2 separate regions of the Homo sapiens genome follow, and region 1 is linked to region 2. A link is an interaction called in ENCODE POLR2A ChIA-PET data of the cell type or tissue named here. Cell type or tissue: PC-3. All regions are shown on one strand.

What was found. ChIA-PET counts read pairs that join two places held together with the same protein. Peaks named below come from ENCODE experiments on the same cell type or tissue, not always from the same donor. Only the 100,000 strongest peaks of a DNase experiment are listed, where the experiment ranks them.
Region 1: POLR2A ChIA-PET joins it to region 2 with 7 read pairs; 2 of 35 experiments call an interaction of 5 or more read pairs at or near these places.

The regions. Positions count from the first base shown.
Region 1 is chr17:15,332,527-15,337,526 of GRCh38, forward strand. The region is part of intron 2 of TEKT3 (tektin 3); the gene reads right to left. Among named protein-coding and RNA genes, the nearest start is that of TEKT3, 6.6 kb to the right of the region's middle. In PC-3, no CTCF peak of the experiment used is centred here; DNase peaks (open chromatin) are centred at 35 and 1,935; H3K27ac peaks cover 1,284 bases.
Region 2 is chr17:15,397,116-15,402,115 of GRCh38, forward strand. No RefSeq gene overlaps it. Among named protein-coding and RNA genes, the nearest start is that of TEKT3, 58 kb to the left of the region's middle. In PC-3, no CTCF peak of the experiment used is centred here; DNase peaks (open chromatin) are centred at 1,396 and 2,146; H3K4me3 peaks cover 470 bases; H3K27ac peaks cover 2,199 bases.

The DNA.
Region 1 (5,000 bases), 65 kb before region 2:
CACAAGTCATCCTAAATAAACACTCCATCTGGATGACAATGGTGTGGTTGATATGCAAACGCAGCTCGAGGCAAGTACCTGGATCTCCTTTCCTGGCAACCTACAACCTGTAAGCACCTCGAATGTATAACAGAAATCCTAGGGAAGCCATGGGGTTATGAGGGCTAAGACAATGCTATGTATTTAGAAGGATTAGCAGAGTGTCGGACACATAGAAAGTGTGCAATAGATCTTAACTTTTTAAATTGCTACCTCAGAGAAGTAGATAAAGTAAAAGAAAAATATCCTTCCTCCCCGCAAAGGTGAACTCCTCAGAAGTAGCCACTAAATAGTTCATTAATAGTTGTATCTTTCCAGATTTTTCCTATTCATATACCAACATGTGTATTATTTATATTTTATATACCTCTACCTATATACCATCTATACCTATATACAAAGCTTTTTAATACAAAAACTGAATTATCCTAATCATTTGATATATCATTGTAGATCTTTTTTTTTTTTTTAACTTAAGTATATTTTCTGGGCCACTCCCCCTGTTAGAACATACAGATCTACTTCATTCTTTTTACCAGTTCCATTGTCTGAAACTTTTGGTCGTTATTATTCCAGAAAGCCAAGGATGCCACAGACCACTACGTATCTTTTAGCATTTAAATGTCATTCTGTTTTGGGGTTAATGTCTATGGACTTTTTTACTAAAAAGCAAAACTACAATCAGATCCAATTCTATGCACTGCTCAGAAAAATAAAAATTCTTTAGTGACTACTTAAATAGCTATGTCTTGAGGACTTTGGTACCCAAGTACAAAATAATCTATCTGTAGAATTGCGTTCAAGTCAAAATCCACACAGATCACATGATAAAATAGCTGCCCGTGGCCCTGTGCTTATAGAACCCTAGTTCTCTTTCTGCTAAATTCTTCCTTCCTACGGCCCCCAAACGTGTTATACTGGCCAAACTTACAGACTGATGGTAAAAACAAAAGCCTTAGTTACCATTTGCAGTTCTTTGCTTCAATTTGAAACTTAAACATTACTTTTTGAAAAAGGAAATTTAAAGTACTGAGGCATTAGGGTCCTTAAAGTTGTCTTTAGTTCCAACCCCTTCCCTATGTCAGATCAATAAATAATCTGGTTTATTTCTAGCAAGAAACTTCAAGTGGTGATGGACCACTCCTACTTGGCTTTGGTTTATTTTATTTTATTTTATTTTATTTTATTTTATTTTATTTTATTTTTATTTTTTAGACAGAGTCTCGCTCTGTCGCCCAGGCTCCAGTGCAGTGGCATGATCTCGGCTCACTGCAAGCTCTGCCTCCCAGGTTCACACCATTCTCCTGCCTCCTCAGCCTCCCGAGTAGCTGGGACTACAGGTGCCCGCCACCATGCCCGGCTAATTTTTTTGTATTTTTAGTAGAGTCGGGGTTTCACCATGCTAGCCAGGATGGTCTGGATCTCCTGACCTTGTGATCCACCCACCTCGGCCTCTCAAAGTGCTGGGATTACAGGTGTGAGCCACCACGCCCAGCTGGTTTATTTTATTTTCAGAGACAGAATCTTGCTCTGTTGCCCAGGCTGGAATGCAGTGGCATGATCACTGCTCACTGCAGCCTTGAACTCCTAGGCTCAAGCAATCCTCCCAAGTAGCTGGAGCTACAAACACACACCACCATGCCTGGCTACTTTTATTTATTTATTTTAGTAGAGATGAGCAGGTTTCACTATGTTGCCCAGGCTGGTCTCAAACTCCTGGCCACAAGTGATCCCCCACCTCAACTTCCCAAAGTGCTGGGATTACAGGCATGAGCCATCATGCCCAGCCTGCTTAATTCTTGACAATAAGAGATCCAGAAACCAATAGCTCACTTCATCCTTCAACCATGGAATTTCACGTGTAGAATGCCACGTGAGTTTTCCCAGCATTTGTTATATAGGCATCTTGAGACGTCTCAACCCATGTTTGAAATGTGAGTCATCTGCTCCAGGGGTGATATCTGAAGATGCAGAGGTTTACACACCAGATGAGATATGTGGACTGAGAAAAACAAATATAGTTTACAAAAGCACCTGGTGATGTGTTTTTTAATTAGAGGTGAGATTTGTCTTAGAATCTGGAATCTAAAGCATAAAGCATAGTGGTTTACAGATCACAGAAGTAGAACTCCTCATGTACGGCAGTCAGTTTCATATGGAGAGAATATTTTACAGCCACACCTGAAGTTCTAGCTCCACCAGCCATCTTGTAAGCCATTCAGGAAGACTGAATAAAAGACATCACGTGGGGATGGTTTCACCAAAATATTCCACTGTCATGCATTTTGGGCCATTAATGGTCAAGAAAACCAAGACTGTCATGAACTAAGAAATACTTAAAAACTGAAAACTGATTTCTACCTCCAACCATGACAGAATAATAAAAACCAGACTTAGCCTCTTATATCTAAAAATCTAGACAAAATATATGAAACAACTGCATTCAGACCTCAGACAACAGGCATCATAGGCTCTGATCCTTGAGAGAAGGGAAACAAATAAGGTGAGCCCTCTGATTGTCAAGGTATTGTGCCTAAAGGCAATTTTCAGACAATGAGAAAAAACATGAAAACTGAACAGAGCCTGGCAGCTTTTGTGAGTTGAGAAAGTGATCAGAATTCAGGGAGGCTGAGAAAGCTAGAAATTGTAGAGCAGGTTTCTGGAATAAAGTGAGCTATGCCGAAATAGAGATCCAGAAATCTACAAAGGGATCTTTGTGAGTCTTTGCTGAGAATAGGCTGCATATGCATCAAGGAACACTCCACAAACCTTGGCAAAGAGTGATGGCAGAGCTGTTAGCTGAACAATTTCTAGAACTTACAGAGGGTGGAGATACATTATGAACACAGACTAACTAGATTGGAGGGTCATTGACAATCACCTGGAGCATTCAAGGGAGACACTAGAGAGGCCACACGTTAGAGGTAGGGCTGAACTATACCTGGAGTGAAGGTAATGAAGACTCACTCTAGCAAAGCTTGAAAACAGGTCTCAAAGATATCAAGCTAATCCACAAGTAACTTAACTACCTGACATCAAGACACTCCAATATGTAACATCACAATGTCCAGCATCCAGTCAAAAATGACCAGACATAATAAGGAGCTCAAAAATGTAACCCCTAAAGAAAAATCAGTCAATGGAAGGAGGCCTAGAAATGGCAGAGATGATGGAACTAGTAAACTACATACAAGTATTTGATACAAGGACATTGAGAAGACAGAAATGGAAGACTGGAGAAGAACCAAATAAACTTCAGGAATAAAACATACAATATATACTTGCACAACTTCACTACATGAGATTAACAGCACATTAGAAATTAGTGAGCTCAGACTTTTTTTTTAACTAAAAAAGAAAATTAAAAGCACCTTGGTAACCTATGGTGCAATAGCAAAGGTTCTAATATTAAGGTTTTGCAGTGCCATAAAAAAAAGTAGAGAGACAAAAATATTTGAGGAAATAATGGCTGAATATTTCCCAAATTTGCTGAAAACTATAAATACCTAGGTCAAGAAGCTCCACAAACTCCAAGAATACACACACACACACACACACACATACGTGCACACACACAACCCCCTGCTGCCACCACCACTCCAAGGCTCATAATCAAAATGCTGAAAACCAGGGATAGAGAGAAAATTTGAAAATCAGACAGGAAGGACATATTTGGAAAAAAAGAACGAAGATAAGAATTAGTGCTGAATTATTGTCAGAAACTACCCAAACCAGAAGACAAACAACATTTTAAAAGGGCTGGAAGAAAGTGTAAGCCTCAAATTCTATATCTAGTGAAAATATCCTTCAAAAAATGAAGGTGAAATAAAATCTTTTCATAAAAACGAAATCCAAAAGAATTCATCAGCAGCAGACCTGCAATAAGAGAATTGTTAAAGGAAATTCTTCAGGCAAAAGGAAATTATACCAGATGGAAACTTGGATCCACACAAAGAAATAAAAATGTCAGAAATGGTAAGCATGTGTGCTAATAAGAAAAAAAAAAATCTTTCTAACTTTCAAATTTCTTTAAAAGATCATTATTTAAACTAAAAATAAAAAATTGTGGCATTAATAAAATAGAAGTAAATTATATGGTAGCCATAGCACAAATGATAGGAGGGCTTAGATGGCCATATTAGATTATAAGGGTCTTATAACTGAAGTGAAATAATGTCATTTAAACATATACTGTGATAAGTTAAAAATATGTATTGCAAACTTTAGAATAGCCAGTTCTCAAAATGTAAACTAAGGACCCATGGGTATGCCTAAGACCTCTTTGGAGGTGAAATGGTCAAAATTGTTTTCATAGTAAATACTCAGATGCTATTTGCCTTTCTCACAAATTTACAATGGAGCTTTTCAGAGGTGACATGATACATACTATCACAACAGGCTGAATGAGGATGAGAGCCCAGCTACTAAGCTAAAAATTACTTTGCCAAAAATATAAAACAATACTAAATACTTCTTACTAAATTATTTTTTGTTTCAGAAAAAAAATAATAAAAATAAATGTTTTAATAAAAACATTATGTTAATGTATAATGGATTATTATGGTTATTTTAAAATAATTTATAGTTTTTAATTTCTAGTATAATAAATACAATAGATATAATCCACATAAGTAAAAGCTCTTTGAGGTCCTCAATATTTTTAAGAATGTAAAGGTGTCCTGAGATAAAAATGTTTTTGAACCACTGAGCTGGAGCAATATCTAAGACTAAAAAACAAGAGTTTTGACCAATAATGAAGGAAAAAAATGGAAGACAAAAAAGACTCATAATTATTCCAAGAGAAAAGAGAACCAAAAATAAGACAAAGAAAAAACAGGAAAATGATACAAATCCAACTATGCTGATAATTAAACAATCCAATTAAAAGGCACAGATTATTAGAAATCGTTTTTAAATAGCAATATTGAACTATAAGCTGTCCAGGAAAAATCTCACTTTAA
Region 2 (5,000 bases):
TCTGCCCACCTACTGAGCTCACGCAATTAGCTCTGTGATGCAGGCCACTCTGAGTCCAGCTTCCCTGGTAAGTCAAAGGTTGTTCCATCACGGATTTTGCCATGATAATGAAAAACAACAACTGGGGCCAGACGCAGTGGCTCACTCCTGTAATCCCAGCACTCTGGGAGACCGAGGTGGATGGATCACGTGAAGTCAGGAGTTCTAGACCAGCCTGGCAACATGTTGAAACCCCGACTCCACTAAAAATACAAAAATTACCCAGGCATGGTGGCGGGCGCCTGTAATCCCAGCTTGGTCAGGAGACTGAGGCAGGAGAATTGCTTGAACCCGGGAGATGGAGGTTGCAGTTAGCTGAGATTGCACCACTGCATTCCAGCCTGGACAACACAGTGAGACCCTGTCTCAAAAAAAAAAAAAAAAGAAAAAAGAAAAAAGAAAAAGAAAACAAAAAGAAAGAAAGAAAAAAGAAAAAAACTGGGTTTCTTATGCACTTAATACCTGCCAAAAGGTGCTCTGGTAAGCCTTGTGCTGACTCGGGCTGAGGGACTCAGGGTCAGCGTTAGAGAGGAGACAGTCGGGCCTGAAGGAAGGGTGGGAGAGGATAGGGCAGAGAGGATCTAGGGGAGGCTGCAGACCTAATAACTGGGGTGGGGGAAGGGTGACGCCCTGCCTTTCTGGACAGGCTCTGCCCCTCTGAATGTGAGGGAACAGCACATTCAGTTCTCTGTGGTTGGTTGAAGACTGATAACAGATCAAGAAGTCTCTTAAGACCGTATGTATTTTCTGTTTAAATTCAAGTTCATTTTTTGGCAAGGATTCCTTCAATAATTCAAAGAACTGAGATTTTGCTTTCATAAATCTAGTGTTCTGACCTGCCAAAAATATTTGCATTTATGAAGAGCAGCAGTGTCCTTGGAGAGCAAATGAGCAGAGTCACGGGAATGGGCAAGCACTTGCCATGGCCAGGCGAAGGGTTTGCCAGTGTGCTTGCTCTCACCACCACCCCACCCCTGTCCTAGCCCTTCGTTGCCATATCCCTTGGTTATAGTCAAAGGCTTTTTCCTGGGGTCCCTGCTACCAGCTTCTCCAGACCCCAATCTACACATTCAGGTGCAGAAACGTCTTCATCAAAGGCTGCTTCAGTCTTTTGCTTTCTTGCTTCGGAACCCAGCAGAGATCTTCAATCCCCCGTCTGAGCCTCATCACTGTCCTCAGATCCCAGTTCACCTTCATCTCTCATTCCTGTCACCTCTCACTGTCTCCATTAGCACCAGCCAAGCCCATCTCATTAACAACCACCGCAGACAACTGGTCTTTTCTGGCATCTGTGCTTTGTCATGAGTCACTTCCCCCATTATAAAACCTCCTCCCTCTTCATCAATTCAGGGCCACCATCTCCTGCAGGACTCAGCTCACCGCCACTGGGAAATGTTCCAAAACAGCCATTTGAGAATTGGTTCATTGTGCCCGGTGTCGCTCAGCCCAGAGACCTTCAGTTTCACCATCTCCAGAAGGAAAAATAATGTCTGGTTTCCTATCAGCACGGGGTACAGGCAGTGTCCTGGCTGTGCAGATGGAGGAGGAAATGGTGGGGGGGGGTCTCTAACATTTTCTTAAACAGTTTTTCAAGGCATGTTCCCTTTTTTTGACCTCTGCTTCTAAGGGCACATGGTGCTGCCATTCCTGGGCCATTAGAGGGTTCTGTGGTCTAAATTGGACCTGCTTTTTGTCTTTCTTCACTCATGGTTAGCAAGGAGCTTTCTACATCTGCTAAATCAGTTGCTATTTGTCCATGTGCTTTATACCTTCCAAAAAGCTGCTGCAACTGACTCCACCCTCCTTTTCTGTATCCTCGCAGCTTTCTGCCTTTTTGTTCCTTAACCCCTCTCTGTAATGTTGATAGAGTTCCACAAACATGTGGCCAAGCTGCCTCTTTAACTGGGAATCCCAAGTGACCGTCTGCTCTTTGCTGCCATGTTCTCTCTCCCCTGAATGTACCTCCCCTCCCCGGCTGTATAATAGACTCCTGGTCACTGTGCCTGCCACTACAGAGTGCAGCTCTCTAGACACACACAGAGATGGCTTTTAACGGATGTCTCAGCAGCCTCTGTTGACTGTGAGCCATTCCAGGGCCACGTGAGTCACTGAGCTTCCTCCAGTGTCTTGTTCTGTCTGCCAGGGCTGGCCAAAGCCCTGGGGAGAGAAACTGGTGTCCCTTCACTCTTTCCCACTTGGCAAGTTATGAAGTACATTCATTGAGCTACGTCCTCTGTCGTGTCACACGTTTCCCATTGGGTCTGTGTTGGGATATGGAGGTACGGTGTCAATCAGACAAACGCAGCCCTCAGCCTGATGTTCTTATTTCCCCCAGAGAAAACAGAAGATGCTTGGGGTTAAGACACTCAGTAAGAAGAGCTTCATACCCCTGGGCCTACACTGACTGATGACACCCTGGTATCGGATCTATTTCTGAACATTAGGGAGAACTGCCGAGGTCCAGCTCTGTTCTGAGCTCCTGCCCTTCCCCATGCACACATCCGGTATACACTGTGCTCTAATCCGCCAGGTGCCCCAGAGACAGGCAAGGAAGAACTGACCCAGGTTGGCGGGTTATTCCTTCCTTCTACCTATATTGTTGGAGTTATGGGCCTTGATTGGTGGAGAGTTTGGGCCTTGATTCAAATAACCAGAACTGGCCAGACTTCCTGGCTCATGCCTGTAATCCCAGCACTTTGGGAGGCTGAGACGGGTGGATCAGTTGAGCCCAGGAGTTCGACACCAGCCTGGGCAACATGGTAGAACCTCATCTCTACTAAGACACAAAAATTAGCCAAGCGTAGCGGTATGCACCTGTAATCCCAGCTACTCAGGAGGCTGAGGCATGAGAATTGCTTGAACCCGGGAGGTGAAGGTTGCAGTGAGCCAAGATCCTGCCACTGCACTCACTCTAGCCTGGGCAACAGAGTGAGACTTGTTCTCAATACTACTACTACTACTAATAAATAAATAAATAAATAAATAAATAAATAAATAACCTGAACTGAGACCCCAGATTTAATCAGATCCATTAGAGGGAGGGCAGCATCCCAAAATTCGGACCCAAGAAAGCAGGAACAGGGTGACTGTGGTCTCACATTGGAGTGCATGATCAATTTGCTCATTTCTTAAGTATGCATTGAGTCCCTTCTCTATGCAAACTCTGTGGTTAGATGCTGGGGGTTCAAGAAAAGCAAGTAGCCTTGGCCCTGTACTACAGGAGATTAGAAGCTATAGAAGATGCAACCAGGTAAATGGGTATCCTCTGTGTGGCAAGTGTTATGCCAGGGTGCTAGAGACAAGTACCAGGAGACTTCAAACTGTTCGTGGAAAAAATGGAATTAAAACATAAATGTTAAAAATGTAATCTTTATTTCTCAACATAACCTCCATCAAGTTCAACACACTTTTGTAAGCAATGATACCAGCCATTTAGTCCATCCTTAAAGAAATGAGGGTCTTGGCCGGGCGCAGTGGTTCAAGCCTGTAATCCCAGCACTTTGCGAGGCCGAGGTGGGCGGATCACAAGGTCAGGAGATCGAGACCATCCTGGCTAACACGGTGAAACCCCATCTCTACTAAAAAAATAAATACAAAAAATTAGCCAGTCGTGGTGGCGGGCGCCTGTAGTCCCAGCTACTCGGAAGGCTGAGGCAGGAGAATGGCATGAACCCAGGAGGTGGAGCTTGCAGTGAGCCGAGATTGCGCCACTGCACTCCAGCCTGGGTGACAGAGTGAGACTCCGTCTCAAAAAAAAAAAAAAAAGAAAGAAAGAGATGAGGGTCTTGAGAATTTAACCATGTTAGTGTAGTCTTTTTTTTTTTTTTTTTTTTTTTTTTGAGACAGAGTCTCACTCTGTCACCCAGGCTAGAGTGCAATGGCATGATCTTGGCTCACTGCAACCTCCGCCTCCTGGGTTCAAGCCATTCTCCTGCCTCAGCCTCCCAAGTAGCTGGGATTACAGGCGCCCGTCACAATGCCCAGCTAATTTTTTGTATTCTTAGTAGAGATGGGGTCACCATGTTGGCCAGGCTGGTCTCAAACTCTTGACCTCAGGTGATCCACCTGCCTCGGCCTCCCAAAGTGCTGGGATTACAGGCATAAGCCATCACACCCGGCCCCAATGCAGTCTTTTTACATTATTAACTGAAGAAAAATGGGTGCCCTTTACATTTTTTTTAATTAGGGAATGAAAAAACAAAGACAGAAGGAGCCAAATCAGGACTGTAAGGTAGATGCCTAATGATTTCCCATCGAAACCCTCACGAAATTTCCCTGTTTGGTGAGAGGAATGAGCAGGAGCATTGTCATGGTAGAAAGGACTCTCTGGTGAAGCTTTCCCAGGCGTATTTCTGCTAAAGCTTTGGCTTTCTCAAAACACTCTCATAGTTAGCAGATGTTATTGTTCTTTGGCCCTCCAGAAAGTCAACAAGCAAAATGCCTTCAGCATCCAAAAAATATTGTTACCATGACCTTTGCCTTTGACTGGTCCGCTTTTGCTTTGACTGGCCCCCTTCCACCTCTTGGTAGCCACTGCTCTGATTATAATTTGTCTTCAGGATCATTCTAGTAAAGCTGTGTTTTATCTGCTGTTATAAGTATTTGAAGAAATGCTTCAGGATCTTGATCCCACCTGTTTAAAATTTCCATTGAAAGCTCTGCCCTTGTTTTCAGCTGATCTGGGCACAACAATTTTGGCACCCATCAAATGGAAATTTGCTCAACTTTAATTTTTGAGTCATAATTGTATAAGCTGAACCTTTGAGATATCTATGGTGTTGGCTTTGGCTATCGTCTCTGCTGTTATTCATCAGTCCTCTTCAATTAGGACGCAAACGGTATTAATTTTTCCTTTGAAAACTGATGTGGATTGTCTGCTACCGTGGGCTTCTTCTTCAACATCATCTCATCCCTTCTTAGAACAATTTATCCATTTGTAAACTGGTGATTGCTTTGGGGCA